Linked DNA regions of Homo sapiens: all the other regions are linked to region 1. The links are chromatin loops, found by intact Hi-C in ENCODE. Cell type or tissue: Caco-2. All regions are shown on one strand. Each heading gives the region's core, and the rest is flanking DNA. Links, peaks and the distances in the headings are about the cores only.

What was found. A loop is a pair of places that touch in the nucleus more often than their neighbours do. Peaks named below come from ENCODE experiments on the same cell type or tissue, not always from the same donor. Only the 100,000 strongest peaks of a DNase experiment are listed, where the experiment ranks them.
Region 2: it touches region 1 in a loop (6-fold over the local background); 10 of 110 quality-filtered maps call a loop at or near these places.
Region 3: it touches region 1 in a loop (14-fold over the local background); 45 of 110 quality-filtered maps call a loop at or near these places.
Region 4: a loop joins it to region 1, with 6 times the contacts of the local background. A loop is called at or near these places in 30 of 110 quality-filtered maps.
Region 5: a loop joins it to region 1, with 7 times the contacts of the local background. A loop is called at or near these places in 2 of 110 quality-filtered maps.

The regions. Positions count from the first base shown.
Region 1 is chr13:110,453,251-110,459,545 of GRCh38, reverse strand. It overlaps COL4A2 (collagen type IV alpha 2 chain), which reads right to left. Exons shown (of 48, transcript NM_001846.4): 21 at 2,111-2,203; 22 at 612-775. COL4A2-AS2 (COL4A2 antisense RNA 2) reads left to right here. Exons shown (of 5, transcript NR_171022.1): 2 at 1,260-1,455; 3 at 1,827-1,863; 4 at 1,959-2,021; 5 at 2,190-3,149. Among named protein-coding and RNA genes, the nearest start is that of COL4A2-AS2, 6.9 kb to the left of the region's middle. RefSeq lists enhancers at 196-1,004, 1,005-1,814, 3,451-3,500. In Caco-2, for the core only: a CTCF peak has its summit at 3,477 (motif pointing left); a DNase peak (open chromatin) is centred at 3,435; H3K4me3 peaks cover 179 bases.
Region 2 is chr13:110,524,931-110,531,225 of GRCh38, reverse strand. All of the region lies in intron 1 of RAB20 (RAB20, member RAS oncogene family), which reads left to right. Among named protein-coding and RNA genes, the nearest start is that of COL4A2-AS1, 20 kb to the right of the region's middle. RefSeq lists enhancers at 1-468, 4,945-5,014, 5,465-5,514 and a silencer at 3,470-3,764. In Caco-2, for the core only: no CTCF peak of the experiment used is centred there; a DNase peak (open chromatin) is centred at 3,635.
Region 3 is chr13:110,572,154-110,578,448 of GRCh38, reverse strand. No RefSeq gene overlaps it. Among named protein-coding and RNA genes, the nearest start is that of RAB20, 14 kb to the right of the region's middle. In Caco-2, for the core only: no CTCF peak of the experiment used is centred there; a DNase peak (open chromatin) is centred at 2,828.
Region 4 is chr13:110,816,752-110,823,046 of GRCh38, reverse strand. It overlaps LOC105370362 (a long non-coding RNA gene), which reads right to left. Exons shown (of 2, transcript NR_158538.1): 2 at 2,981-4,257. LOC105370363 (a long non-coding RNA gene) reads right to left here and starts at 940. Exons shown (of 2, transcript XR_007063874.1): 1 at 500-940. RefSeq lists a silencer at 3,321-3,390. In Caco-2, for the core only: a CTCF peak has its summit at 3,425 (motif pointing right); a DNase peak (open chromatin) is centred at 3,426.
Region 5 is chr13:110,377,405-110,383,699 of GRCh38, reverse strand. The region is part of intron 4 of COL4A2 (collagen type IV alpha 2 chain); the gene reads right to left. Among named protein-coding and RNA genes, the nearest start is that of MIR8073, 40 kb to the right of the region's middle. RefSeq lists an enhancer at 3,292-4,242. In Caco-2, for the core only: no CTCF peak of the experiment used is centred there; a DNase peak (open chromatin) is centred at 3,699.

The sequences.
Region 1 (6,295 bases), core at 606-5,605:
ACTTCCTGTTTCTAGGTTGCCTGTGTGGACATTTCATAAGAATAGAATGAGAGACCATGTGATAGCATGTGTCCTTCTGTGTGGGTCTCAATCCCCATGGCATAACATGTTCCAGGTTCATCCACAGTGTGGTATGGCTCAGCACCTTGCTCCCACGTGAAGGTCAGGGCTATTCTGTGGTATAGATGCTGTATAGATTTAGCTGATCCATTCATCAGGTGACGCACATTTGGATAGTTTCACCTTCTGCCTATTTTGAAGAATGCTGCTGTGAACATTGGTGTATGTGTGTTTGTGTGGACACGTGCTTTCAAGTCTCTTGGGGATACACCAGGAGTGGCATTTCTGGGTCACGTGGTGACCCCCTATTGAACTCTTTCAAGAGCTGTCGGCTGCGGTTCCCACAGCAGCGCCCCTTCTCAGTCTCACCAGTGGACATGTAGAAAGTCCGCCTTGGGGTATGTGGGTTTTTAGAATGGTTTAGCCATGCCTTGGGTCCATGAGTGTTGCCGGTCTGAAGCTGTGTAAACTTAGGAGATAAAAGGCAAGAACGGGACACCTGGGGAGGCCTCAGAGTGTCTTGCCAGCTTCATGATGAAATTGCTCCTCACCTTGAGCCCTGGGAACCCAGGGAGGCCGTGTTGGCCGGGGTCTCCTCTGTCCCCTTTCCTCCCCGGCTCCCCGTTGATGCCTGCGAAGCCCTTGGGTCCTGGCAGTCCCGGAAGACCTTTGATAGCTTCGTCGCCTTCTGTACATCTGCATTCCCCAGCGTCACCTGCAGAGGAGGGAGAGGAGGGCCTCCTTGTTCCGCATTCCTCTTAGCGTGGCGGGGAGAGGGGTATCAGGCAGCGGGGAGAGCTGGGTGGCACACTTGGTGCTTTATGGACACTGCCTGTTCTGATGGGCACTATGACCCCCATTTCTTAGATGGGAAAACTGAGGCTCAGACTAAGTGACTCAAGTGTTCACTCATAGTCTCATGGGGTTCAGAATTTGACTCTGATGTTTACTAAAGATACTTAAAAACTGGGACCACATTCAGAGGCATAGGTTGAGTTGCGGGGAGTGTGAAGGAGGTTAAGGAATTCAGTGCTTAGAGCTGAAGATTGCCACCACTGGGCCTGCGGGCCAAGGGGAGGAGCCGGCTCCAGGGAGCCGTCAGGGAGGGCAAGAGCCCTGGCCTCAGAGGCCAAGGTCATGAAAGGTCATAGGTGAGCAGGGAAGACATGCCTGACCTCTCTTCCTCTGTTTTGCCACAGCTGAACCCAGGGAGTTGGGCAGCAAGGCAGCACCATGCTGGCGGCAGGGGTTGGCTCCCCCAGGGCACAGAGGATGCCCAGTGGGGAGGCCCCACTTCCTCCAGGTCCTGCGGTGCCTGCTCTCAGGTCATGCCCATCCACAGCGGGGTGCTGAATGCACTGCACATCCTACATACGCCAAAACGGCCAAGACGTGGTAAGTCCCAGGAAGTGCTCCCCATGTTCTGGGAGGGGAGAGGTGAGCAGGAGCACAGCCTGCACCACACCAGGGCCCACAGAGCCTCACAGAGGACGGCCTCGAGCTAGGGGCAGAGTCCCTGAGGTGACTGGAAAGGGTCAGGTGCAAAGACCACCTGTTCCAAGTTCGCCTCCTCATCAACGGGAAGGGAGACCCGGGCAAACCACGTCACTCTACCGAGTCTCAGTAGGACCAGGGATGGTGACTATACCAGCACCTTGCTATGGACAGAGCTCTCTACAGACCTCTGTTACAATGCCTTGGAGCTGAGCCCTTGAGACACTACCTGAGTGCAGCCTAAGAAATAACTGTTTTCCCTTTTAACCCAGCACAGGACTCAGCATCAGGCTCACTGCTGCTAGGAAGGTCAGTGACGAGGATGGCAGATGGAGAGCAGGGACGGTGAGCCTGGGGGCCGAGTGCTCAGACAGCACCACTGGCTCCATGCGCCTCCCTCTCAGTGCCACCGCCAAGGGGACAGGAGGCTGGGAGAGACATGCAGGCTCATTTTCATGTCCAAACACGTGAGTGGGGGATGGATTTCACCTTCTGTAAGGTGAGGGACTTGGAAAGGCCAGGCTGTCCTCATCCCGTCCCTCCCAGATGTTCTTACCTTTCCACCCCTTTGGTCCGCGGGCTCCAGGGGAGCCGGGAAGCCCAGGGAAGCCTGCTCTTCCTTTTGCTCCTTTCAGCCCAAACAGGAAGCCTAGAGAGACAACCACAGATGCAGGGCATGAGCCCCACGGACGCCTGGGGTCCCACGCAGACGCAGGGCATCAGCCCCACGGACGCCTGGGGTCCCACGCAGACGCAGGGCATCAGCCCCACGGACGCCTGGGGTCCCACGCAGACGCAGGGCATCAGCCCCACGGACGCCTGGGGTCCCACGCAGACGCACGGCATCAGCCCCACGACGCCTGGGGTCCCACGCAGATGCACGGCATCAGCCCCACGGACGCCTGGGGTCCCACGCAGACGCAGGGCATCAGCCCCACGGACGCCTGGGGTCCCACGCAGACGCAGGGCATCAGCCCCACGGACGCCTGGGGTCCCACGCAGACGCAGGGCATGAGCCCCACGGACGCCTGGGGTCCCACGCAGACGCAGGGCATCAGCCCCACGGACGCCTGGGGTCCCACGCAGACGCACGGCATCAGCCCCACGGACGCCTGGGGTCCCACGCAGACGCAGGGCATCAGCCCCACGGACGCCTGGGGTTCCACGCAGACGCAGGGCATCGGCACCATGGGTGCCCGGCATCCCACCCAGTTGTGAGGCACCAGCATCAAGGATGCCCAGGGTCCCCCCAGACACAGGGCATGGGCACCACAGAGACGCCTGGTGTCCCACCCAGCCCAGGGTGGCTTTCAGCCAAGCCTCCCCAAATGATCCATAAACCCAATTTCATAAACAAAAGCACATTTTTTCAAAAGAAAACTTAGACTATTTTGTGGCGATAGCCTTCAGGGTTGGAAAGAAATATAAGAGTCTGCAAATTTAGTTTTTCCATTAAACTATAGGGATAACAATTATTCCTTTTGAGAAACATTGAGTCCAAAGAAAAGTTTTGATTTTTTGATCATGTAACTTGGATTCCAAGACTGCTACACACTTCTGGTTCCCCCCCAAAAAACTAAAAAAAAGATGAACTCAGTTTCCCATTTTGATCTTTTTCTGATATGGGAATGGGGGCACACGTGTGCATCCCTCCAGAACACTGTTTCCTCTTTCATGCCTTACATGCACACACACGGAGTTAGGATAACTGTTATGCTAATTAAATGTTGTGGCCAATCTGGATTCAGCATGGTCAGCCATGTTGGATGACCTCGCCCACCACCTTCCCCTTGTAAACCTCTCCCCACTAGCTCCTGCAGGGCTCAATGATCCCGGCGGGGGCATCCCTGATGATGACGGTGCAAGAAACACGGTGCTCTTCACACCAGCAAAGAGCGCGCCATCGCACTGGAGAAGAAGAGTGCCATCTCGTGGCAGGAGGAGGGTGTGTGTCTGCAAGACACACAAGCTGCTGCTGGGGGCAGGCTCTGCAGGTGTGCCCTGCAGCTATCTGTCCTCCTCACTGTTAAATAATAGGGCCAGAGCTCCAATGGGCAAATGGCACTCCCCCAGCAAATTAAAAGGCATGTTGCTATACACACTACATGGAACCTGAGAGGAGCAGGGGATGAGGCCGTTACACACAGGAAGGTGAGAAAACTCCAACTTTAAAGAACCCAGCTATCTGCTTGGAAAAGAGCACGGGAGTTTGCAAGTCAGAGAACTGCCAGGTGAGGATAAATGTCTATGAGAATGAGGACATGGATACCGTCCCATGTAGTTTGCTCACTGCACGTTTACCATAGCTCATTCATTCATTCGCTCATCAAACACTTATCCCGTGCCTATGCTGTGCCAGGCTGTGTGCGAGGTGCTGTGTGTATACAACTGGAAATGAAACCGATGGACTCTCATGGAGCTTACAGCTTAGACGTGGAGACACACATTAAACACACAATGCAGGAAACACACTAATGCGGATTTTCAAATTATGGCCCGTGCTGGGGAACAGGGGAAAAGCAGCAGGGAGAGGCCCAGTGAAATGTTTTGGGGGTAGTCAGCTGAGTCCTTTCTGAGGAAGTGATGCTTCAATTAAAGCCCAAAGAATAAAAAGGAGCCCCTGAAGTGGGGAGCGGGAGGGAATGCTCCAGAGTGAGGACAGGGTTTCTAAAAGGCCCTGAAATAGGCAGAAGGCCAGCGCCCGCAGAGTGGTGAGTGAAGGGCAGATTTGCACAAAGGGAGGGGAAGAAACCGGACTTGGCTTTTACCCCGAGGGCAGTAGGAAGCCATTAAAGGGCATCAAGGAGGGAGGCTACGCGGTCTGCCATGTGAGTCTGCCGTGTGGACGACAGGCTGGAGAGGGAAGGAACAACGGGTGCCATCCTAGCAGGCTACGCGGGCGGTGGTGGTGGATAGCAAGGGCACACACAGCACTGGAGTGGAGGACCCGCCAGGATTGTGAGGGAGCCAGTACAGAATGGGTGAGGTAGGCAGAGTAGCCCAGGGCTCTGCTGGAGCTCCCGGGTTTGTGCAGGAGGGTGAGGACCAAGGGAGAGGTCTGTGGGGTGGCAGGGGGTGGGGACGGAGGAGGCCCAGAGCTCCATTTTGGACATGGAGAGCTTGAGGCATTTGTGAGACACGTGCATAGGGTTGACTCTGTGTCGAGTTAACGGTTTCTGTTAGTAGCTCAGCACACAGAACAGGGCCAGAGAGGAAACGAGCGAGTGACCAGCACACACTGCATGTACTTTCATGTGGAGGACGAGTTCATCCGGCGGGGAGTGCAGGGAGGGGCAGGGACTTCAGGGGAGAGATGTCGGGGGCCAGTGGGATTTCCCGGGAGTGGAGGGGAGAAGACAGCGTCTCAGGAGGAGAGGCGGCCGCACCCCGCACTGCTGGGGACAAAGGGTGACCGGTGACCAGGTCAGCTGCGTGTCCGGTCAGTTGTGGACTTTTGTGAGCTTTGTTCTCTGTCTCCAAGCTCTCCCTCTGTGTGATGAGACGTGCAGTGTCGCAGGTAGAGAGAAATTTAACCACACACACTTCAGAGATGTCACCATTGTCAATCTGAGACACGTCATTCATTCAGGACAAAGAGATTGTGGGCGCTCCTTACAATGGAAGCACTGGATGCTTTGCAAATTTAGTCCTAAAGGCACACAGTGGCTCTCTGAGGGTGACAGCCTTCCTCTGCCCCCTGCTGCTCTCCTTTTCTCTAATATATTAGTCATTTTAAATAAGTCCTATAGAATAGCAGTGTGCCTCTTAGATGTTTGCAACATGATTTCCACAAAGAGCCCCTGGCCAAACAAGCCAGGCCTATTTTGACTTTTTCTACGTGGAACAGAACTTCCCAGAACTCAATTCAGCTAACTGAACTAGAACAGGGGGAAGCAAAATATTTCACCCAGAAAGAAAACTGTCTTCGTGGTTTGATTTTACTGGAGCTGCAAAAGACTAAAAACTCTGGTTTTCATCAGTAGCAACCTATAAAACAGGATGAAATGTAGTTAACAAGAGAGGAATCTAACAATTTCATTCCAGGGGAAAAGTCAGAGAACTCCATGGGAATCAAGGTCATTCCTACTAAACTACAACCACACACACATTTTCTAAAGGCCATTATGGTGGACTACTTTTTGCATAAGAACTTGCTTTAAAAATGTTGATTTGGAAACCATGTGTCTCACAGGGGTAATATATATAATTAGAGGACTTAAGTTGTATGCTTTTAACATTTTTAGCTGCTAACATTGATCTGATGCCATTCATTTTATTACTTTCCTCATCAGCCCACACTACAGATCAGAAATTAAATTGTTCGCAGTTGACTTATGCTAGTAAACCACGGATTTACTAAGCAAGACTTGAAAAGCAAGATGGCATATGCTGTGACTTTATCAAAATGGAATTTAGTTACAGGAATAATGGCAACGTTAGCCTTTGATCACCGTTCTTTAAAGTGGATTTTTTTTTCCTTTTTTTAAATTGAGATGGAGTTTTGCTCTTGTTCCCCAGGCTGGAGTGCAAAGGTGCGGTCTTGGCTCACTGCAACCTCCGCCTCCCGGATTCAAGTGATTCTCCTGCCTCAGCCTCCCGAGTAACTGGGATTACAGGCATGCACCACCGCACTTGGCTAATTTTGTATTTTTGGTAGAGATGGGGTTTCACCATGTTGGTCAGGCTGGTCTCGAACTCCCGACCTCAGGTGATCGGCCCCCCTCGGCTTTCCCAAAGCGCT
Region 2 (6,295 bases), core at 756-5,755, 72 kb before region 1:
ACTCCCTGGGGTGCCTGTTGCCAGCGTGCTTCTCAGGGCTCCACCGCTCCTGTGTCTGTTGCCCACCTCCTTCTCCATCTGTGCCTCAGTTCCTCCTCCTGTAAAACATGGGAAAGGGAAGCCTGCACGAGCATAATAAACCCTGAGGACTCACACTGTGCTGGCCATGCTTCTTCCCATAGCTAATGCAGCGCTTCCTATCCTTGATACAGGACGGGATCGTGGAAGTTAACAGCTCATTCCCTGCTATAAATTACGAAGTCCTGTTCTGGCTTCCATTTCTCTTGTTTAGACAGAACTTAAACCTCATAAAGTGAGTGGAATTAGCTCTTTAGGTGAACAGACACAATTGTGTTTTTAGATCTGTAAATTCGAGAAACAAACCTGGTGGGACCTGCCTCCTGAGGGCCCTGTGTCTGTGTAGAGGTGGGGTGGGTGGGACCTACTTCCCCAGGGTCCTGTGTCTGTGTAGAGGTGGAGCGGGTGGGACCTACTTCCCTAGGGCCCTGTGTCTGCGTAGAGGTGGGGCGGGTGGGACCTACTTCCCCAGGGTCCTGTGTCTGTGTAGAGGTGGGGCGGGTGGGACCTACTTCCCCAGGGTCCTGTGTCTGTAGAGGTGGGGCGGGTGGGACCTACTTCCCCAGGGTCCTGTGTCTGTGTAGAGGTGGGGCGGGTGGGACCTACTTCCCCAGGGTCCTGTGTCTGTGTAGAGGTGGGGCGGGTGGGACCTACTTCCCCAGGGTCCTGTGTCTGTGTAGAGGTGGGGCGGGTGGGACCTACTTCCCTAGGGCCCTGTGTCTGCGTAGAGGTGGGGCGGGTGGGACCTGCCTCCCCGGGGCCCTGTGTCTGCGTAGAGGTGGGGCGGGTGGGACCTGCCTCCCCGGGGCCCTGTGTCTGCGTAGAGGTGGGGCGGGTGGGACCTGCCTCCCCGGGGCCCTGTGTCTGCGTAGAGGTGGGGCGGGTGGGACCTGCCTCCCCGGGGCCCTGTGTCTGCGTAGAGGTGGGGCGGGTGGGACCTGCCTCCCCGGGGCCCTGTGTCTGTGTAGAGGTGGGGTGGTGGGACCTGCCTCCCCGGGGCCCTGTGTCTGTGTAGAGGTGGGGTGGTGGGACCTGCCTCCCCAGGGCCCTGTCTGCAGTGAGCAGGGCGTCTTCATTTCTGGCTGCTCTGAACTCACGGTTAAAGTCCTGGTCAGTTTTGCTGCATTTCAGTAGTTTGTCCAACAGTGTGGCTGATCAGACATTGGAGGCGTTCTTACAGATTCAGGTTTCCCTCACCACCAGGGGTAATTGACCTCTTCGTCTGTATGTGTTGGTGACATAAAGCTGAGCAGATCACTTACGGATTTGCTACATAGACGAGTAATAATTCCTGGACAAGTCGAACCTAGAGCCCCAGGCTCCGGTCACTCACCCATCCTCCCGTCTGCTTGGCCTGGAGACAGCCCAGGCAAAAAGGCGGGAGAGTCTGGCGGAAGGCTGGGCTCCTTCCTCAGGCTTGAACCCGTGCCCCCAGCCCTGATGATGTCAGGCCCGTGTTGGTAGTGGCCACACAGGCTCGGCAGCCTGGCTCCGTTCACCAGACCAGGGTTGGCAGCTCACTGACCCTTGGCTGCATTGGTTGAATTTGAACCAATTTGTGATTTTTCTCTTTTGCCCTGTTTCTGGGGCAGCCTGGGGCTCTGGCATCCCCAGAATTGGACCTGAGGCTGTTTATTTCTCCAGGAAAGTCCAGGTAAACCACCAGAACTCTCAGTGCTTTGGCTTCACGATTGGTACTGACGGACTCCGGTCTGGGGGAGAAGGCAATAGAGATAGAGATGCCTGATCCTGTTTCCAGGGAGAGGGACTTTGAAGTACTCAGTTTAAGCCCATACTTGTAGACAGGAAATCAATATTCTGAGAGATACAGGGGCTGACATGTGTATGGGGTTGGCAGCAGGGGGCTGACGGCCCGGCTCAGAGCACATTCACAAACTTCCAGAAAACGCGTGAGGGTCCTTGGATTCAAATACACTGTGAATCTGTCAAAGCCAAGTGCAAAAGGTCAAGTTGTAGTGACACCATTTTATTTTCATTGTCTTATGTTCACTCTCATGCCTTACATACCAGAGCCCCTACTCAAATTCAATTAGGATTAAATTCAGAACTTCTGTTCCCTGCGGGACTGGCCCTTCTTGGTGTGGACAATGCGCTCATTGAGAGCAGCCTGACTCTTCCATTAGCAATCCTAAAAGCTATACATTATCTCCAAAGCAGTATTTTAGAATTTCAAATATGAAAACTGCTTGCTTGTAAATTCTTTAGCTGGGGCAACTGCATTTAATTGGTTTGCATTCATTAATGGGTAGATAACAGATTATAGGGTTCAAGCAACAATTCTTACTTTTTTCTGGCTAGCATTTGTGATTCTTCAGTTCCTGTTTCCTTTCATTACTAAGATCTTTCCTTTTATATTATTATTTCCTTTTTTAGTTTTTTAAAGGCAAATCAGGCATTTTTATCTGGAATGGAAAACTATTTTAGGCATAGGCATCAACACGGTTCTCCCTTTGGCCCTAGTGAACTATGTAACAGAGACTTGAAAACCATTCTTCCAGGGTAGCTGGAGTGCCCCTGACTCCGCATTCCCATAGTCACACTCTTGTGAAATCTGGTGGGTAGAAGCTGATGACGTTTTTAGCTCATGTAAAAACCTCATGATGCCTGGACTGTTATCTATGGGATTAGTGTCCCTGAAACAAAAGTCTTAGTACTGTGGTAATGACGAAGAAGCATTTTTCTTTCTTTTCTGTTTTTTGTTTTTTTTTTTTTTGAGATGGAGTTTCACTCTTGCCCAGGCTGGAGTGCAGTGGCGCTATCTCAGCTCACCGCAACCTCCGCCTCCCAGGTTCAAGCAGTTCTCCTGCCTCAGCCTCCCAAGTAGCTGGGATTATAGGCACATGCCACCATGCCTGGCTAATTTTGTATTTTTAGTAGAGATGGGTTTTCTCTGCGTTGGTCAGGCTGGTCTCGAACTCCCGAACTCAGGTGATCCGCCCACCCCGGCGTCCCAAAGTGCTGGGATTCCAGGCATGAGTCTCCGGCCTTTTTCTTTCCTTTATTATTACCATTTTAAATTTATTTTAGATATGGGGTCTCACTGTTGCTCAGGCTGGAGTGCAGTGGCATGATCATAGCTTATTGCAGCCTCGAACTCCTTGGCTCAAGCAGTCTTCCCTCCTCAGCCTCCCGAGTAGCTGGGACTACAGGCATGCGTCACCATGCCTGGCTAATTAAAGTGTATGTGTGTGTGTGTGTGTGTGTGTGTGTGTGTGTGTGTGTGTGTATTTGTAGAGATAGGAGCCTTGCTATGCTGCCCAAGCTGGGCTCCAACTCCTGGCCTCAAGCAATCCTCCTGCCCTAGCCTGTTCTTTTTGAAGCTAATGCCTGCTGTATTGGGTTTTAAAGGCTTTTGATCATCATCTTCTGTAGTGGGAGAATGACTGTGGATTCCGGGGACACTGTCTGATTTCTGCCTGCTGGGGTCCAGTCCAGCTTGACTGGAAACGGATTGACTTCTCAGTCTGAAGCTGACCCCTGGTAGGCGTGCGGAAGGGAGGAATGTTGCCCTTCAGGTGCTGAATTCCAGAGCACAAGCTGCTTGCCAACAGGGTGGCTCTGTCGCCCAAACAACAGCATTCCCAGGCTGGCTTTTCCCAGAAGAGGGAGGTGACCCGGGTAGCTCTCGCACTTTGACCCTCAGACTGGCAGCAGGGCACATTCTTCTGACTCCTACCGGAGCTGGTCTGGGCTCAGCTCCCAGCTCGCTTTCCCTCCACATCCCCAAAGGGCACACTGTCGGCTTTGCTGAAGGGGGAGCTGGAGTCCACGCTCGGGGCCTGGGAGACCACAGTGGTCAGTAGACAGGTCTGTCTGGCTCTTCTCACAGGACATGAGTGTGTGTCTCTGTGGGCGCCTCTCTCCAGGGTTGCCCAAGGGGTGACCAGCCTGCCTCAAAATCCAGGCAGCATCGCCCAGCAAGGTTTGAGGACTTGGCGTCATCAGAATGTGTGGCCATTTCAGAAAGATTGGGGATGGGAATGGGATGAAATTTGGTTGTGCTTCTTGGCTATTTGGCTCTAAACAGTGGTTTATTGGCAAAGGACAGTCTGCCTTAGAGAGCCACATGTGTGCAGGTGTCATGCGTTCAGTCCATGCTCCAAAGCCCCACAGACCAAGGGGCCTTAACTTCATTTGTGTCAAGACCCCTCGGCCCCCGAGGGGTACAAGCCCAGGACCCCTTCTCAGAACACTATGCCCAAGTGCGTGCAGTCACATACAAAGGTAACCAGCTGTCCTTAAGTACAGTCGTCTTGAGCCTTTTTAAATTATGATTGATATGTGGTTCATGGTCCACATATTAATGAATGAAGGCATGGCAGGTCTGAAGGGTCGTGGGCATCACGCTGGAGTGTCTGAGGCATCTGGCATGCGGATGGAAGCACCTGCTGGCCCTGTTGGTGATGAGTGCCCCTTACTGCCATTTCTGCAGTTTGCTGCCAATATTTGTGGTGAAAGGAAATGGTAAATTTCAGGTAGAGGGTGGTGAAAACAAAGATGATGTTTTCTCCCTCATTCAAGGTCATGGACCCTGTGAATTTGGTTTATGACCCCAGTGGTTAAGAGCCCTTGCTAGTGGTCGACACTGTCCACACACTCAGGGGAAGTTGCCCTCAGAGTGACATGGGACCATTTATAATTTAGAAGCTGCCAATGATGGGCCACTGTTGCATTTTGGTTTGCCTAAATGTGATCTTTAGAAAATTTTGAATTAGTTTTGAGTGCTTAAAACTTGGGAGATTAAAATCCACATTGTTAGCTTCTTTTTAAAAAATCAGAACCAGGCTTACTTCTCCCAGGCGAGGGATTGGAATGGGGCCTGGACACTCCCTGGGTGCCACCTCTCTCTGCGCCAGTGCCCCAGCAGCCTCATCCTTGTTCAGAGGCACTTGACCTTGGCGTTCTGAGCTCGAGAGTGGAGGCCAGTGCTGTCAGTCGTTCCCAGCTCTCCCTCCTCTTGGCCTAAGGGCATGGCCCGGGAGGCCACACATGCCCCAGGGAGGAGGGGATGAGCTGGCCTGCAGCAGGTGCTATGGGAGCTTCCAGGCCTGTCTGCAGAGGCTCCTTGGGATGGCGTCTGAGCACAGGTCTCAGTCTCATTCCTCTTCGAAAGCGTGCCCCCGGCAGGTGTGGTTGGGAGCAGGTGCTTTGTGGTTGGAAGATCTCACTTGGGGTTTGCTTGTTGGTGATTGAAACAAATGCATCACCAGGAGCGTCTGTGAAGCCCCTTCCTGCCAGCAGGGAGGGCCCATGCCATGCACAGCCTGCTCGGTCCTCGAGAGGCAGGTGGGGGCCAAGGTGCATGCTGCTGCCTCTCCCACAGCTGCTTCCTGAGAGCTCGTCCCCCCAGTGCGGCAGATGTGTCCAACGATGAAAAGCACGCCAAGGCTGGGAGGACATACCAGCAGGCGTGCTCGGCTCGGCCCTCCCTGCTGGGGGCTCTCACCTGCTGCGTGCACTGCACCTGTCCCAGGAACACCTGCCTTGGCCAGATCTGCTCCCCTTGTGGGAGTCTGTCCTCCACATCTGAGTATGCAGAAAGCTTGTGCTACAGACAGGGGTTCAGAATTCTGCCAGAAAGTTCCTAGGTAGCCCTTGAGTGGACTGGCAGGGAGCCGCCTGCTGGTGGGGAGGTGAGCGGGCCCCCTTGGGGATCTGTGCACTGTTGGTGGGATAGAAAGGTGGTCCTGGGGCAGACGTTGGGAACAGAACAGTACGGATGTGCAGGTGTTACCTGTGGGGAGTGTATTCTGACCCGGGTTGATTTGATTAGATGACTGCATTGTAAAAGTACACAGAGCTGGGGACCTTTTAATCTTCCTTTTTAGCCATCAGTTCGGGGGTCTCTGCGTTTAAATGTAGGACGGTGGCGGGTGTTCCAGTGCCCTGGCCCAGCCTCCCTCTAGCGCTGCTATGCCTGACTCCCCCACACTTCAGTTTCCTCATGGAAAGTGTGTGTGCCCACATCGACCTCGTGAGGCTGAAGTGCTGGGGGCACGGGGAGAGCAGATGCCCACACTCCAGGCACTGCAGGGGTGCATGCCAGCTGGCCCTGTTCCCCGCCAGACCCAGTGACAGACAGCACCTTGTCAGTAGCCAATGTGTTGACGTTGAGCTGTGTCCCGAGGGTTTGATCTCAACCTGGAAATGTTTTGGGAGCAGGTTCCCGGCTTGCCTGCAATTGCCCGCACCTCTG
Region 3 (6,295 bases), core at 670-5,669, 120 kb before region 1:
TGGAATCTTCACCGCAGAGTGACCTGAAGGAATCCCCTCCCATTCATTCCTTCAGAGATGATGGTTGCTGACAGTTTAGTATTCACATCCCATACTTTTTCTGTGCATATCCAAATATACGCCGCATAGACTTAAGAAAAGATTTTACTGAATCACATTGCACAACTTTAGAGAAAATAAAGAATTCAAAAGTTTTTTTTTTTTTTTCTTTTGAGACAGAGTCTTGCTCCGTCCAGGCTGGAGTGCAGTGGTGCGATCTCGGCTCACTGCAAGCTCTGCCTCCCGGGTTCACACCATTCTCCTGCCTCAGCCACCCGAGTAGCTGGGACTACAGGCACCCGTCACCACACCCAGCTAACTTTTTGTATTTTTAGTAGAGACAGGGTTTCACTGTGTTAGCCAGGATGCTCTCGATCTCCTGACCTCATGATCAGCCCGCCTCGGCCTCCCAATGTGCTGGGATTACAGGCATGAGCCACTGCGCCTGGCCCAAAAGTTTTCTTTTAAGTGAAAGAAGCCAATCAGAAAAGGCTACATACTGTATGATTCCAACCATATGACATTCTAGAAAAGGCAAAACGATGGAGACAGTAAAAGGATCGGGGTTGCCAGGGGTTGCCAGGGGTTGGGGGAGGGAAGGATGGATAGGAAGAGCACAGAGGATTTTTAGAGCAGTCAAACTATCCTTCATGAGGGCCGGGTCTGGTGGCTCATGCCTGTAATCCCAGTACTTTGGGAAGTCGAGGCAGTTGGATCGCTTGAGCTCAGGAGTTTGAGACCAGCCTGGACAACACAGAAGCCCCATGTCTACAAGAAACAAAAAAAATTGGTTGGGTGTGATGGCTCACACCTGTAATCCCAGCACTTTGGGAAGCCGAGGTAGTTGGATCACGAGGTCAGGAGATCGAGGCCATCTGGGCCAACATGGTGAAACCGGTCTCTACTAAAAATGCAAAAATTAGCTGGGTGTGATGGCACACGCCTGTAGTCCCAGCTACTCGGGAGGCTGACGCAAGAGAATTACTTGAACCCAGGAGGCAGAGGTTGCAGTGAGCCAAGATCGTGACACTGCACTGCAGCCTGGTGACAGAGTGAGACTCTGTCTAAAAAAAAAAAAAAAAATTAGCCAGGTGTGGTGGCACATGCCTCTGGTCCTAGCTACTTGGGCAGCTGAGGTGGGAGGATCGCTTGAGCCCAGGAGGCAGAGATTGCAGTGAGCCGAGATGTCACCACTGCACTTCAGCCTGTGCAGCAGAGTGAGACTCTGCCTTGAAAGAAAAAAAAAAAGGAAAAAAAGAAAAGAAAAAACCAAACTATCTTGGGTGAGACTATAATGGTGGATACATGTCATTATACATTTGTCCAAACTCATAGAAGGTACAACATGAAGAATGAACCCTAACTTAAACTGTGGACTTTAGTTAATAATTATGTATCAATATCAATGCTTCCATTGTAATACTTGTGCCAATACTAATGCAATATTGACTCCTCCATTGTAACAACTGTACCACACGAATGCCAAGCTGTTAGTCATAGGGAAAACCGGAACAGAGGGAGTGTGAGCGGGGCATGGGAACGCTGTATTTTCCACTCGTTTTTGCACACCTAAAACTGCTAAAAAAATCTATTTATTTAAAAAATTTTTTATTGGCTGTGCATGGTGGCTCATACCTGTAATCCCAGCACTTTGGGAGGCTGAGGTGGGAGGATCACATGAGGTCAAAAGTTCAAGACCAGCCTGACCAACATGGTGAAACCCAGTCTCTACTAAAAATACAAAAAAATTAGCTGGGCGTGGTGGTGCACGCCTGTAGTCCCAGCTACTTGGGAGGCTGAGGCAAGAGAATTGCTTGAACCCAGGAGGCAGAGGTTGCAGTGAGCCGAGATCACAACATCGCAGTGGTGTGTTCTTGGCTCACTGCAGCCTCAAACTCAAGGGCTCAAGTGACCCTCCTGCCTCAGCCTCTGGAGTAGCTGGGACCACAGGCAGATGCTCCCATGCCTGGCTAGTTTTTACATTTTTTGTGAAGACTGCATCTTGCTATGTTGCCCAGGCTAGTTTCAAGTGATTCTCCCCCTTCAGCCTCCTGAATCACTGGGGGAAATGTGGACAATTTTCTACGTAACCAGCACAGAGATGAAAACTGGCAAGGCACCTGGCAGGTGTTTGTGGAGTTTATTTAAAGAGCAAACCCACTTGATCAAAGGGAGATCCCTGGGGAGGTAAAGGGCCCTGTGGTCAGGTGGGTTGGGAAGGTCCAGGATCGATTTTCAAAAAGAAGGAAGTGGGGAACAGGGTGCAAGACAAGTAGATTGAAAGGCTAAAGCGACTGCGAGATTGGGCCACGACGAAGTCGCAGGTGATGTTGGTTTCAGGGTCTGCTGTGTAGGAGCAGGTCCCCCAGAGCGGGTGGGGGATGGACAAATGGGCTGCGGGACGCCCAGCTGCTGTGATGACCTCTGGGGTGTGTGGGAGGGAGGGAAGGAGAGAGGTGGTTGTGTTGGGGAAGCGGGGCCTCTGTCTGTGAGCCCACAAGTCGCCCTGTGGTGGTTTTGTCCCCACTGCTTCCTTCCAGGTGAACTTTTCTATTTGACGTTTGGTGACATTGGGGAAGTGACATTGGCCTCCCTGCTCTCATCTGACTCAGCTCTTCCCTGCGGTGAGGGGAGGGCTCAGCTTGGCCGTCTCTGCAGAAGTTCTCCATCCAGCGGGAGAAACTGACCTGCTAACCAATGAAGGATGAAAAAGGAGCCAGGGCCAGATGATCCTGCCAGCGGAGGTCACCACGGAGCTTCCCCAGAGGCTGCACAGAATGAAGTGGCTTGCTGGGCAACAAGGCTCTGAGGTCAGGGCTGACATGGGGGGTGGAAGGGTGAGGATCAGAATCAGCATCTGGTGACGTCAGCCTGCGTTTGGGAGCCACCCAGAAGTTCCATGTGTGTCAGGGAGAGGCTGGAAGGGCAGATGGTAGCCCCTGGGGAAGGCATCCTGTCCAGCGAAGAAATGCGTTCCTTCTCCTGCAGGTTGTGAAGAGCAGCAGCAGATTTAAATTTAGTAGCAGCAGATACATTGCTTCAAATTCTGGTTTTGAGTCATGTTGAAGCCAGATACACTTTTTGCTCAAAAGTAGAAAAAATGCCCCTAAGTCCAGCATAATGGATTTGCTGAGTGCACTGTAGCCATCTGAAAATACACGGATGTGTGCAGCACAACCACACTGCACACCTTAGAATGTGGAATGATTTTGCACACCAATTCCTGGTGATTCCACTGAGGAAGTAAAGATAAAGGACTGTGCTGTCTCTTTCCTCTCTGGACTGCTGGGGTCCTTGTCCAGGTACTGGTGGGCAGCTTGGACCCGTGGAGCCTGTGGGAACCGTGGCTCAGCTCTGTGGCTCCTGCCTGGTGTACTTGGTGGGGGACATCACCTCTCACGATCGGTTTCTTCTGTAAAGCTGGAGGACAAAGCTTACTTCCCAAGGCTATTGTGAGGATTAGGTCTGATGAATGTATCTTCCAATGCTATTGTTGGGTCTTTTTTTTTTTTTTTTTCCTAATGTGTAAGTAGTCACTTCAGATCTTAATTAAGGAGTGGTTCCTGTCTGCAGATTTTGGGGGGGTCTCTGTGCCGTGTGAGCTAGTCTGTGACACCTGCGTGGCTCTATCTAGGAGATGGGAGTAGATCCCCTCTGCTAAAATTGATTGAAAAATTACAGTGGCTGATTGGTTAGCGTCCTTGAAATTTGTAAAATCTGCAACAAACCTAACTCTGATGTGTCTTACTTCACATTGTGAATATGCTCTTCTATTGCCTTCTCAGAATCCACGTACAGTTAGTGAGGGATTTTGGCTTTTTTAACAGGTAAGACTAATTTTGGTGCACATTGAGTATGTGCCACAATGCTTTACTAAATCCTCTGGATCTTTAAAGGTATGTTAGTTCTCAGAGGCTGCAGAAACACAGTACCACCAATCGGGTGGCTTAGAACAATGTCAACGCCTTGTCTCCCAGCCCTGGAGGACAGAAGTCTGAGGTGTCAGCAGCGTTGGCTCCTCCTGAGGCTGCGTGGGAGCCTCTGTCCAGCCTCTCTTCCGCTCCCGGCACCTCCAGTGTGCTGGGGCTGGTAGATGGCATCTTCGTCTCAGTGTGGCTGTGTCCAAATCCCTCCCTTTAATAAGGGCACCCGCCTATTGGATTGAAGCCCACCCTAATGACCTCATTTTAACTTGATTGCCCTGTAAAAACCTTATTTCCAAGTAAGTTCACACTCTGAAGTACGGTGGGTAGGATTTCAAAGTATCTTTTTTTGGGGGGGCGGGCACAATTTAACCCATAACAAAGGGCATCTTTGCTTCTGAACTATTAGCTGATTTAGTCTTCCTACCATTTAATGAAAATTCATTTGCAATTACAGTTGTGCTATCATTTCATTTTAGTGTTTATCTCTAAAGAAACTAAATTTAGTTCTTTATTTTCTTTCCTTACTCTTTTGTGTTGTGAACATATCATAATTTAATTTTTATATGGCTTTTTAAGTGGATGTGACTCTTGTTTCTTTTCTTCCAGCACTTTAGATCCACTCTAGAAAATGACATACGGTGCATCGCATAGAAGTGGGTAAAATCCTAATTGCAGAGGAAATTTTTCTTAGTCAAGTGCTGTATTTTAAAAATAAATGATTAGATCTCTCACAGAGTAATCCTCCCTTACATTCTGAAAAGAGCTTGCAGTCTATCCAATTGAACTGACCTTCACTGATGAAATTAAAGTGGAATTCAGCTGGAGAGCAAGTACCCAAATGGAGAAGAAGAAAGGCAATCCCTCTGGGTGGGTTTGTGGTTTTCAGCTGAGTGTGGGGATTGTGAACAACGGATATGTCCTCATGCAGAACATAGGGCCTCTGTTTCTTAGGAGTTACAGACGTGGGGAGAATTCATCCATCTTTCACCCAATTATCTATTGTTTGTCTTCAGAAGGTTTCTCTTTTCTCTTTTCCTTTTGTTAACTTGAGGGAAAAGTGCCTCGTCGGCCAGGCACGGTGGCTCACACCTGTAATCCCAGAACTTTGGGAGACCGAGGTGGATGGATTACTTAAGGTCAGGGTTCGAGACCAGCCTGGCCAATGTGATGGAGCCCCGTCTCTACTAAAAATACAAAAATTAGCTGGGCATGGTGGCGTGTGCCTGTAACCCCAGCTACTCTGGAGGCTGAGGCAGGAGAATCACTTGAACCTGGGAGGTGGAGGTTGCAGTGAGCCGAGATGCGCCCCTGCACTCCAGCCTGGGCTACAGAGCCAGACTCTGTGTCAACAACAACAAAAGGCGCCTCTTGTCGATGATTAGGGTCATAAAATAAGACCTGTTTTAATAATTTAGTATTCAACTGCCTTAGACTAAAAAAGACAGGATCCCTTAAGACCTGGGTTAAGGTCCTGGACAGCTAATAGGAAGTTGTTTCGGATGTCTCAGCATTGCTGTGTTACCCTCTTGGGTTTACATCTGACATCAATCACCTTTTCACTTCTTCTTTTTTTTTTTTTTTTGGATGGCTCTTAAGTTAGCTTAGCCCTTACTATAGCATGGTCCAGACAGTTAGAGTTCTCAGAAGCTACTTTGAATTCTTCAGCTGCTCTGGTAACAAAACCATGAGTGTGCCTTTGAGTGAAGGGCTTCCCACAGAGCCTACCTCCCCGCACTTGGGAGAACTTCCTCCGTCTCTGCTGTCCACACTGCAGGAGTAGACCCTGCAACGGAGGGACACCCGGAGGCTTTGCCATCAGCACCCTGATGCAGACGACGTGGACTCACAGAACACGGGCAGGGGGTCGGCTCTGGTGGGCATTGCCGGGTGCTGCGGCTGGGTAGGGACCCTCTTGCCATCTGCCCTGCCTTTGCCTGCAGCATCCCTCACTGGCGCAGAAGGTCTGGTGCAGACACATGGACATCTTCCTGCCCTCTTTTGTACAATGTCTTTGGTGCCGTCTCTTTAACTACAGTGATCAGCTCACTCCTTGCCTGCTTCTTGACTGATTTTCAAGTCTTGAGACCCTCCAGGGTGTGCCTTGGGAGGGGATGTGTCTCAGGAAGGACTTTGAGGGGCTTCAAGGGACAAAGAAAGAAGGATGCAGGGGTCAGCATGGTGGCCGGGCATGCTCCTCGTCAGAGGCAGGGTCCGGCCTCGGGCTCCGGTTTGGGGGCTGCCCTGGCCCCTCCCTGCTCCTTGCTCTCTGCTCTCCTGGTATAAACACTTCTTTTCTTTCTAAGCCCCAGGCTTCACCGGGGTGCCCCTGA
Region 4 (6,295 bases), core at 529-5,528, 360 kb before region 1:
GTGAAACCCCGTCTCTACTAAAAATACAAAAAATTAGCCGGGCGTGGTGGCGGGCGCCTGTCGTCCCAGCTACTCGGGAGGCTGAGGCAGGAGAATGGCGTGAACCCGCGAGGCAGAGGTTGCAGTGAGCTGAGATTGCGCCACTGCACTCCAACCTGGGCGACAGAGCGAGGCTCCGTCCCAAAAAAAAAAAAAAAAAAAGAAAGACGTTTGAACTTCCTGACTTCTTACACAGGCCTAGTTCTTATAACATCAGACAGACGAGCACCACCTGCGGTGTTCATTCACATACTTGGGTTGAAAAAGACAGACGCAAGCTCAGGCTGGAGTGAGGAAAGGACACAGAGAGGTTTCATATGTGGGCTGTCTCAGGATCCCGAGCCTCAGGAAGTGGCTACAACCCAAACTGCAAAGACCCCAGCACTCTTTTTCTCAGCGTTCAGCCTCCACCTGTGTATTCGCTTTGCTCCTCCATCTCTAGACGGCTTTCACTACTTACCTGGGCTCCAGGCTCCATGAAATTCTGTGTCCGGAATTGGTGGGTTCTTGGTCTCACTGACTTCAAGAATGAAGCCGCGGACCCTCGCGGTGAGTGTTACAGCTCTTAAGGTGGCGCGTCTGGAGTCTGTTCCTTCTGATGTTCAGATGTGTTCAGAGTTTCTTTCTTCTGGTGGGTTCGTGGTCTCACTGGCTCAGGAGTGAAACGGCAGACCTTCGCGGTGAGTGTTACAGCTCTTAAGGCAGCATGTCTGGAGTTGTTCTTTCCTCCCGGTGGGCTCGTGGTCTCGCTCGGTTCGGGAGTGAAGCTGCAGATTTTCCCTGTGAGTGTTACAGCTCATAAAAGCAGCATGGACCCAAAGAGTGAACAGTAGCAAGATTTATTGCAAAGAGCAAAAGAGCAAAGCTTCCATAGCGTTGAAGGAGACCCGAGTGGGTTGCCAATGCTGGCTCGGGCAGCCTGCTTTTATTCTCTTATCTGGCCCCACCCACATCCTGCTGATTGGCAGAGCCCAGTGGCCTGTTTTTGTCAGGGCACTGATTGGTGCGTTTACAATCCCTGAGCTAGATGCAAAGGTTCTCCACGTCCCCATCAGATTAGTTAGATACAGAGTTTCCACACACAGGTTCTCCAAGGCCTCACCAGAGCAGCTAGATAGAGTGTCGATTGGTGCATTCACAAACCTTGAGCTAAACACAGGGTGCTGATTGGTGTGTTTACAAATCTTGAGCTAGATACAGAGTGCTGATTGGTGTATTTACAATCCCTGAGCTAGACATAAAGGGTCTCCAAGGCCCCACCAGAGCAGCTAGATACAGTGTCGATTGGTGCACTCACAAACCTTGAGCTAAACACAGGGTGCTGATTGGTGTATTTACAATCCCTGAGCTACATATAAAGACTCTCCACGTCCCCACCAGACTCAGGAGCCCAGCTGGCTTCACCTAGTGGATCCCACACCGAGGCTGCAGGTGGAGCTGCCTGCCAGTCCTGCGCCGTGCGCTCGCATTCCTCAGCCCTTGGGTGGTCGTTGGGACTGGGTGCCGTGGAGCAGGGGGTAGTGCTCGTCGGGGAGGCTCGGGCTGCACAGGAGCCCATGGAGTGGGTGGGAGGCTCAGGCATGGCGGGCTGCAGGTCCCAAGCCCTGCCTCGCGGGAAGGCAGCTAAGGCCTGGCGAGAAATCGAGCACAGCGCCGGTGGGCTGGCACTGCTGGGGGACCCAGTACACCCTCCGCAGCCACTGGCCCAGGTGCTAAGTCCCTCATTGCCCCGGGCCAGCAGGGCTGACTGGCTGCTCCGAGTGCGGGGCCCGCCAAGCCCACGCCCACCCGGAACTCCAGCTGGCCCGCAAGCGCCGCACGCAGCCCCGGTTCCCGCTCGCGCCTCTCCCTCCACACCTCCCTGCAAGCTGAGGGAGTGGGCTCCTGCCTTGGCCAGCCCAGAAAGGGGCTCCCACAGTGCAGTGGGGGGGCTGAAGGGCTCCTCAAATGCCACCAAAGTGGGAGCCCAGGCAGGGGAGGTGCCAAGAGCAAGCGAGGGCTCCGAGGACTGCCAGCATGCTGTCACCTCTCAGTTCCACCAAGGCAGAAGGCAAACCTTATTCCAGATTTGCAGAGGGTCTAGCCTGAACCAGTCCACTATGGATGGGAAGTGGGCCCCAGAGAGCACACGGGGCATGGGGCTGGGCCTTCCCAGATCAGGGACCCTGAACCCGTAAGTCATTCCCTGCAGGAGCCACCACCCTCAGAGGACACTCAGCTCCCCACGAAGCCCTTGCTGTCCAGTTCCGCTGCTGCTTGTGTTCCCTGGACGCCACGTGCCCATTTCACAACTAAACAGTTAAATCCTCGAGGGACTCACCCCTTATTTCTAAGGGTTTTCTTAGGTGGGCAGGATGGACAGGCTGGAAGCAGAGTCCTCGGTGGAAACATTAACTGCAGAGATAACCACTTCAGAGCGAGGCAGTCCTTAAGTTCCCTGTGTCCACAGAGTCTGCTTGACAACGCCATCAGACACCTGAAAGTCATCCCCACGGTAACAGTCAGCCGGCAGCAGCTGGATTAGCGGCCCATCACCAACAGCCAACACACCTGCTGGCACTGGGGACACATCAGTGCCTCCCAACCCACAGGACGCTTTTTGAAAAAAAAAAACCTTAAGCATTTATGTACTGAAAGCTATTTTCAAGAGATATTATAGGAAAACACGGGCATAAATAAAGTTATATTGTATATTGGAATCTGGTTGAGATAATAAGTTTTAGATATGTGGTAATTTTCTACTAAACCCAAAAAAGAAAAATGGAAAGCCACGTAGCTAACAAGAAATATGTTGTGTTTATAAATACAAGTATATAGGCTGCAAGTAAACACAATAAATTTACTTGTAAATTTACAAGTACTTCACATATCATATAAAAGCAAATATAGACATTGTATTTCAGGAAATGCCAGTAAATAGAAAGCAAGCCACAATATGAAATGAATTAGAATAAATTTATATAAGATTCATACTGACAAGGCAAATGCATTACTAAAAATTCTTACAAAATATGGAGCAAAAAAATAAATTTGGATGAGTCTTTACAAAGGTATCCACAATACATGTAAAGAAAAACATAGTCCAATAAAAACGAAACAATATAGAACACAAGAATTCATTTGAAATAATTACAATGCCAGGTAACAGAAATGTCACTAAATATTTAATACCTGGTGAGCAGTAGGGAAAAAGTAAGTTCTGCTTGAACCTAGTAGCAATGTCGCCATTGCTTTAGGATCACACCTCTGGATGGTATTCAGTTCAAATCTTAAACTTTGTAGGAAAATCTCAGGTTCTGTGTCCAATCGGCTGTGACCTACGGCCGAGGCTGAGGCTGGAGCCTTTGCCCGGGTGCCTGATGATGCTGCCCAACACCAGCAGGGGGCAGTGTTGCCACCCACATGCCAGGGAACTCATGTCCCCAAAGAAAGCCATCGGAGGCAGGGACGTTCCAGGACATATTTTTGAGAAAATAACACGTATGGTACCTAAAACAACATCAAACCTCAGTTCATTTGTGAACTATGCTTGGGGGAGCCACCAATAACTCCACAGCAGCATTCAAGTCAAACCACAGCGCCTCCCAAGCATTGGGGAGCATGGGGGTCTCTGGAACCTGCACCTGCCTCCAACCGGTCAATCCGCAGAGCAGCCCTCTCCTCCCTGCGTCAGCGGCGGCACCAGTGCCATTGGTGAAGGCTTGCAGTGGACTGTGCCAACCCACCCACCAGCAATGCGTCTGGCCCTTCATAGAATCGAAGACTCCCATTCAGCTAAGAGAGATCAAGATTGTCCCCCAAACTAGAAAGCTGCTCTCAACACAGAGTTTTCATTTCGTACCTGTCAAAAGAGCAGTTTTTACTTATTTAGACATAGGTTTTTATTGATATCACTCCTTTGTATACTTAACTAGGAAAATAAGGCAAAAACAATTGGTCTCGATTCCTCTGTGCTTCTTCAGGGTACGTCTGTCTTCCCAGTCACCGCTCCAAGCAGGACTGCATGGTTGGCCTCCTTGTGCCACATCCTTTCCTGTGGCCTCAGGGGCCTGAATTGGGGGCGTTGTGAGGGTCCCCACCAACGTCTGCCAGCGGCTTCTGTCCCACAAGTTTCTATGCAGACAAGGAGACAATGCAGCCAGGCGTGTCCTGAATCCAGAGGTGGTAAAATGGGGACAAACAGGCCTCTTAGAGCTGGGAACACGTGGTGTGTGGCATCTGTAAATACATGGGTATGCAAATGTACACTATGTATGCATATATTTATTAGATATTTTATATATAATAAAATATATATTAAAGATAAAAGACATTAAAATGCTAGCAGTGTTGTCTGGTGGGGGCAGTCGAGGTGATGTAGTAACTGCTTCTTTTTTCCTTTATTTCCCCGTGTTTCACTGTTTTCTACGCAGAGCTTACATTTCTTTTTGAGTAAGATTACTTTAAGGAAACAACAATAACAAAGTAAAAACACCTACTGTAGAGTCAATACAATTTCATCTAAATCACAGATTTCTTTTCTTATGGACCTTGAAAAGCTGATTCTGAAATTTATATGGAAATAAATGAAGGACCAGGTACAGCCAGGACCCTTGTTCTTCAGGAAGGACATGGTTGGGGCTGTGCCCTCTCAAAGCTCAAGACAACTCCAAAAGCGAAGTCTTTAGAACAAGCAGCTTGGCAAGACCACGAACACACGGGCAGTGCCGCAGAGCAGGCCAAGCCCACTCTCACCCAGAAAACAGACCTCCGTTAAAACAGGTCTGCCGTGTTTAATAATGGCATATGCATAAGTGTGTAAACAGCAAATAAACACTACTCAATAAGCAGTACTGAGGCAATGCACTAAACAAAGGAAAATGAGATTCGATCCCTACTTCACATTATATTTTAAAAAATCAATTCCACATGGATTAAAGACTTCGATGTGAAAAAAAAAAGCCATTATGAACCTCTTACACGATGAGGTAGAGGTTATCTCCTAAACCTCAGAGCAGGGAGGGCTCTTAATACACTCATACATACACACAATCATGAAAATAACCAATAAGCTAAGCTATGTTAAAATTGAGAACTTCTACTCATCAAAGGACACCATCCCACCAAGAGATTAAAAAGACGAGCCAGGAAGTAGAAAAGAATGCCTGGGCATGTACCTGACAAAACATTCATATCCAGCAGATGTGGAGAATTCATATCAGTCAACAAGGTAAAAGACAAACAACCTAATAGAAAAGTGCTCAAAAATCCCCACCAGACAATTCACAGAAAAGGAAACAATAAGCTACCATTTTATACTTAAAAATCAGGCGACAGCGAATGCTGGCAGAAATGTGAATGTAGCAAAAAAGGGACTCGTTTTCAATTCTGGGGAAGGTGGAAACTCGGGTGACCACTTTGGAAAGAACTGGGTGTCATCTGGTAGATGTGAGCATGTCCGTTCCATGGCCCATAATAGCCCTTCTTTGTTGTATGCCTGGAAAAATTCTGGCCCTTATGTAATAGGGATGTTTAGAAGAATGTTCACACCAGCATTGTTTGTAATAGTAAAAATATGTAAGCAACACAAACATCTCCATCAGTAGTAAGCTGGATAAATAGATTGTGGTCTGTTCTGTGTTAGAACACTCTATAGCAGTGACACAGAATGAAACAAAGCCACTTGAATTCACATGATGTATCTTGAGCAAAGAGAAGTCATAGAAGACTACGTAATGTAAGATGCCATTTGTGTAAGGTTCACAAACAACAAAACCGAGCAGGACGTTTCTCCACTGAGACACACATAGTGGAAAACACACAGGAAAAGCACAGGAATTGTTGCATACCCTGCAGGTGGTGCCTCCTGTGCAGGGGCAGGTCAGGGTGCCCACAGGTAGGGGCATGTCACCCGGGGGTGCATATGCAGGTGTTTGTCCTTATTCTTTTTCCTTAAACAGATATGCAAATTTTATGTACTCTTTTATATGTATAATCTATTTCCAACATAAGGGGAACAATAATAAAACATTTAGTAAGAATTATGTATTATTTTTCTTTAGTGTTGATCCTTGAGGAAACATTTGCTGTACAAGAAGAGGAAGAAGAGGCTGATGAAGACTACTTTTAAGGGGATTAATTGGTATCCTTGAGGGCTTTTGGGTCTGGTGTCACTGGTTGCTATTTTTATCTTTTCCAAGCCTATGGTCTTATTTTCCTTGCTACACCTTAGTAATGACTGTGGACTTTGGGGCATGTGGTTGTGGGAAGCAGCAAG
Region 5 (6,295 bases), core at 687-5,686, 76 kb after region 1:
AGGTTGCAGTGAGCTGAGATCGTGCCACTGCACTCAAACCTGGGTGACAGAGCGAGACTGTCTCAGAAAAAAAAAAAAAAAAAAAAAAAAAAAGAAAAGGGCTGACACAAAATAACCACTGATTGCATCCTCCTGTTAGCATCTTGGTTTATTATGTGTATAAAACCTCCTACAATCTAAAAATCACCCCCCAACAAAATCTATTCTTGATCTGACATAAACCTATGAATGTAACTCTCAAAACCACAACTGCACTGCAGTACAGTATTAGCATTTATCAGATAAAAATACAGTTGATTAATTTCTGAATCCATCAACCCTTAAAGGGTAAAATTTATAAAAGATTAGCTTGCAATATTCAGATACAATTGTTTTTTCCCTCTCTTCCTTTTGTCCCCCAAGAGTATTGTAAATGGTACATATGGCTAATCAAATCAACAAGAAAATAACGAGTGTCCTATTTGTTTTTTCCGGACCCTGTTCTGACAGCATCTTCCATGGCTCAAAAAGGCCACATCCTAGCGTGGATACGCAGAACATGGCACTATCCCCATAAGTTTGAGCAAACATTAAAAAAATAAACAAGAGTCACTTAAAAAATGTGGTACATTAAAAGTGATGCTTAAAAGAGCTAGTTGAGTTGATTCTCTGTCAGAATCTTATGGTTGAAATTAGATAAAATCATCAGTGGAATTTTGTGTACATGTTTTATACAATAATATCCATAACTCATAATGAAATGGCCAAACTCCATTCTGAACACTCTTTCTTAAGGTTAATATAAACAGAAATCTATTACCACTAAGCTGAGTAAAAATCTTTAAAAAATTATCTGCGGATTATTTTTCTGTTATTCAAAGTGTATATTTTCAATAGGAAAAATGTGATGCAACTATTTTTGACTTTCTTAAAATGTGGTTTGGGAAATAAGTTATTCACTCATTAAAATAGATAGCTAGCGTTCCTTAAAGTTTGAATACAGGAGGAATTTTTGTTGTTGTTGATCTCTCCTATTCAAATTCCTCTTTCAAAATTGGATCAATTTAAGGAAACAATTTAATATAATTGTTAAAGTGATATTTAATAGATTCTTCAATTTTATTTACTTTGTGTGACATTGTATTTATTTTATATAATTCATTGTAAATAGAAGTTTACGCACAGAGTTACCATAAATACATCCTGTTTTATTTACAAAGTATCTAAGGAAGAAGATGATTCATGCTCCCTAGTCTCCAGCACCTGTTTTGATACTTTACTCATTTACTGCTATGTGATTCATATATTTCTCTCTGGGGAAGTGGGCGGAAGACGGGTGCACATTGTTCTATGAAAACTTCAAGTCTTGCAAGTCTTGTTTTTTCCCCTAAGTCTTTTAAAATGTGCTGTGGAAAGAATTTATTCTAATTGGCTAATCAACAAGGATGCTATAGCACTATGCAGCTGTTTATGAGAAAAAACTGTCCTCAAATACTTGTCCACCATAATTGCTTTGTTTGAAGACATTTGGAATGGAGAGGTTTAGTAATGGATAGAAGGGATTGTTTTTTTCTCTATTTATGATTCGATGAATGGAAATCCTTTTAGACTGGCTAAACTACTTCTATTTTCTGATCTTAAAGTAGTTGTTCAACAGCAGTAGGACACAAATGATGCTGGATATATATATGGCAACCGTGAAAAATTCAGTGATAACAAATACTGTAGTTCTAGTGCAAATTTGTCCCATTGAAATAAGTAATAATCAAGGCATAGCATCAAGCTTCTAGAGAAAAAATGAAATCCAGCAGAAAAAGGGAGAGCATAAAATCTCAGTATGGGTACTGAGACCTAGGGAGTGGGGTTATCATCACCACCACCATTTTAGACTAATAATAACGATGATATGAAGATGATGATGCGTTGGGTGCTTGGCTGTGTGGTTTACACACTTCCTTTCATTTGTTTCTGAAAGGGAGTGAAAAAGGAGTGAGGCAGATTCAATCCCAGACTGCGTCCAGGGTCAACCTTTCTACTAACAGGAGGATTCCCAGATGCAAATTCAAGCAGGTCGAGAACACATTGTTGACCTGAGGCTCCTTTTCTGACCTGTCCTTGAGGCTGAGAGTTCAATCACGTGTTCACTGGTATCTCCAGTTGTGCGAGACAGTCACTAATAGGGTCATAAGGACCCACCTGGCAGAAAGATGCACAGCCTAAGTTGATATCTGGTGGCTCCTGATGAAGAGGTTTAATAACTGTTATTTCCCAATAGGATTTACAGTATTTTAGATTTTTAAAGAATCATTTTTTTCCTAAAGAAATCTGGCTACGGTAGAGGAGCAGGCGGATGTCAAGGAAAGGGGACGCCAGAGTGCTGGGCGTGAGAGCCCCGTGGGTGTGAGATAGAGCCGGTGGGTGTGACATAGAGCCGGTGGGCGTGAGATAGAGTCCGTGGGTGTGAGATAGAGCCCATGGGTGTGAGACAGAGTCCATGGGTGTGAGATAGAACCTGTGGGTATGAGATAGAGACCGAGGATGTGAGATAGAGCCCGTGGATGTGAGATAGAGCCCATGGGTGTGAGATAGAGCCTCTGGTTGTGACATAGAGCCCGTGGGTGTGAGATAGAGACCCATGGGTGTGAGATAGAGCCCGTGGGTGTGAGACAGAGCCCGTAGGTGTGAGACAGAGCCCGTGGGTGTGAGATAGAGCCTGTGGTTGTGACATAGAGCCTGTGGGTGTGACATAGAGCCCGTGGGTGTGAGATAGAGCCCATGGGTGTGAGATAGAGCCTGTGGTTGTGAGATAGAGCATGTGGGTGTGACATAGAGCTCGTGGGTGTGAGACAGAGCCCGTGGGTGTGAGATAGAGCTCTGTGGTTGTGAGATAGAGCACGTGGGTGTGAGTTAGAGCCCATGGGTGTGACATAGAGCCCGTGGGTGTGACACAGAGCCCATGGGTGTGAGACAGAGCACGTGGGTATGAGATAGAGCACGTGGGTGTGAGATAGAGCTTGTGGGTGTGACATAGAGCTCATGGGTGTGAAATAGAGCCCGTGGGTGTGAGATAGAGCTTGTGGGTGTGACGTAGAGCCCTGTGGGTGTTCGATGAGCCTCCTAGTGCCCTCTTGCCCGAATATTGATGGAAAAAATCCCTACATTCTTCTAATGTGAGTGTGTGCATAGAAAACCATCTTATCTCTAAGTGAGTGTGAGAATCCGATGAGTCAGCACGTATACAAATAGAGACTTATTTAAAATATTAATATTTAAATTTTAACAGTTAACACATTAAAGCTGTATAAACAAGTGACTTATAGTTACTATGCATTAGGCAAAGGCACAGGAAAAGTTCCTCTTGTGAAAATCTCCTCTATAAAATCATAAACAATACTGATAACTCATGTCCATGCTGGTGGGAGAAAAGTCTAAATAAAATTCTCTGTTCGACCCTCCCCTCAGAAGAAAAGCCTCTCAGAAGACTTCCTTCAAGACCCACCTCTTAAGAGGCTCCTGGGGGTTAAAAAGCTGTTATCAAATGCAAATCACTCCCAGCTGGGTTGAGGCCATGACTAATGTGCTCTTTGGTGAAGTTTCTTTTCATCTGCAATCCACAGATGCTTTGCTCAAACATGGAAGGTGTGGGGACGGTTTGAGTGGAGCAGATCCTCTCAGAACAGGACTAGCTGGCAACACAGGCCATTGCAAGGGAAGGCTGGCCTGCGGAGGGCTCACTGGGACACGGGAGAGAGCTGCCTGGTGACACAGAGGGGCTGGAGAAGGTGGAGGAGAGGAGGCAGGTGGAGGAGGGTCAGCTTTCCAAGGCGGAGCGGGTTGCTAAGTAAGTCCTTCTACCAGGAAGCTCAGCTGCACCTCCCAAATAATGACAAGGGACCCAGACACCATCCTAACGTGGCTCTCATGTGTTAGGGGTGCACAGGCATAGCCACCTAGGGAGTGGGGGGCTCATCAACACTGCCATTTTAGAGATAAAACACGGTGGTGCCAAGAGATTAACTAATGTGCCCAGCAGCCCGCACTTCCGAATGGGGGTCCATGGGGAGTACTCCGACCCCAGCACCCCAGCTCCATGGTCTGTGCACCCGCCTGACACGGCACCTCCAGAGTTGGATTTGGGGGTGCATGAGAAGGGAGGAGCCTTGCAGCTTCTGCTGCAGCCAAAAGTCTGTGAGCCCCACTGCTGCCCGGCGCCCCTGGCTCCTCAATTTGAGGTATACACAGAGCCTGACACACAGTAGGAACTCAGGTATTTGCTGAGTACATGAAAGAAATGAGCTGCAAGATGGAAGGTCATGCCAAGGAATTTTGCAGGGGCTTTCTGAGGGCAAGGCTTTCCCTCGGGTGCACCTGCACGCGTACTCGCCTCTTAGCTTAGGGTGCTGAGCACTGCTCTAGCCCAGGGTCTCCCACCTTCAGCACTTCAGATAATCTGCACCAGATAATTCTTCTTCACGGGGCTGTCCTGTGCATATAGGATGTGTAGCAGCGTCCCTGTGCCCCACCAGATGCCAGAAACACCCTCTCCACAGTATGACAACCAAAAGTGCCTTCAGATTTTGTCTGATGTCCCTGAGAGGAAGCTGCCCCTTTTCAAGAAGCCCTGGTGCAGCCACCTAAGAGCAGAAGGTGCAGTCTTCTCCGTGCCTGCGGAACTAGGCAGGTGCTGATGGGTCAGGGCCAGGCAAGACTACAAACGGGGCCCAAATGCCCCCGGCTCCATGATCTCCCCTTTACAGGAGCCGGAGAGTGCGTGAGGTGGGACACGGAGGCTCTGCCTCATATGAAGCAGCTTCCATTCATGACTGTGTCCACCGACACCAATGTGGAGCTCTCCACCATGATCACATTGTGGAGAAGGAAATACACCGCGGGACCGAATTCCTTGTCTAAGGACTGTCTAGGTCAGACTGGGAACATTCTTCCCAGTGGTTCGAAGGGTTTGCTTCCTAAGTATCGTTCAAATGCTGTCTGCAGGGAATACTGCATTCAGGAAGTGCCCACTGGGGTGGGTTTTAATGCGACTTTTCATGCAGAGGGCATTTGCTTCAATTATTTCCTTGTAAAAGAAATTTCACTGATTATTTCTGTTTCTTGGAAACAACTCCATTTAGTATTTTCTCTTAGCTCTTCCTAAATCAATCTTAAAAGGCCTCCTGATTTGGCTGTAATTCCAGAATCTTTCTCCATCTCAGAGAATCTCCTGAGGCGAGGGACCCGGAGGAAAGGGCCTGGTTCTGTCTCATGAGGCCGCAGGCGCACCTCTGGACCATGGAGGGCCTCAGTTTCCTCAACTGGGAAAGGAGACTTGCTAGTGTATCAGGTCCTTCCTATATCTACAATTCTCTGAATTTGTTCCATATCTATTTTTTTGGACAAAACTTTTGTCCTCCCTTGTCTGTATTTCCTTACATCTGAGTTTTATTTACAAATGATTTGAGCAGCAAATCCTTGATACTTAAGGTTGCCAGTGAAGACCTTGAATAAAGGGAGATACAATTAAAGCTGCATGCATCTTATTTTAGCCAAGAAAGCAGAAAACTCTGCTCAGATAGAACAAAAGCCTAATGAGCCCTGTTGAAATTCTTCATTTCACATTACATCTCGATTCGAGACGCCTGGGCTATTCCTTTTGCCAAAACTGTGTAAAATGTGACCGTGGTTTTAATATTCTTACAAGCCGTGGGTTATTCTTCTGTTGAATTCCCACAAGCCCTGTTTGTTGTTTTTCAGAGCAAACCACTCACTTTTCCAAACTGGGTTTTGATTGCTAATAAGAGAAACATTTTGACAGTATACTTTTTTTTCCAGAAAAGTTCTGTGAAGAAGAAAGTTCTGTTGAAATATACTTGTGATATGTTCAAATTAGGTCTGAATAAAGCCATTAAGTATTAGGCTGAATTTTATAAAGTACGTATTCAGATGATTTTACCTTCTTTAACATGTTTTTCTATTATCTCTATTTTTAGTATTGTTTCACCAAGGTTAGCTCAACATAATGAATTTCCCCATAGTCAAAGCCAAAAATATGAAGGCGGGGGAGGAGTTTCTGTAAAGAGTTGGTCCTTGGGGATTATTTCGAAAAGCTTTTCCTGAGTCAAATGATTTTAACGGAATCACAATTCCCACCCTCCTGATTCCCCATGGAAAGCCCATTAGTTGAGGGGAGCTCAAATCCCAGTGGGGGTGGGGTGGGCACACCCAGGAGCAGCTGCAGGGATGTGCGGGGTCCTGGGATGGAGATGGATACAGGGAGAGTGTGTGCCCTTGCTCAGTGCACCTCCAGAGCCAGAAAGTA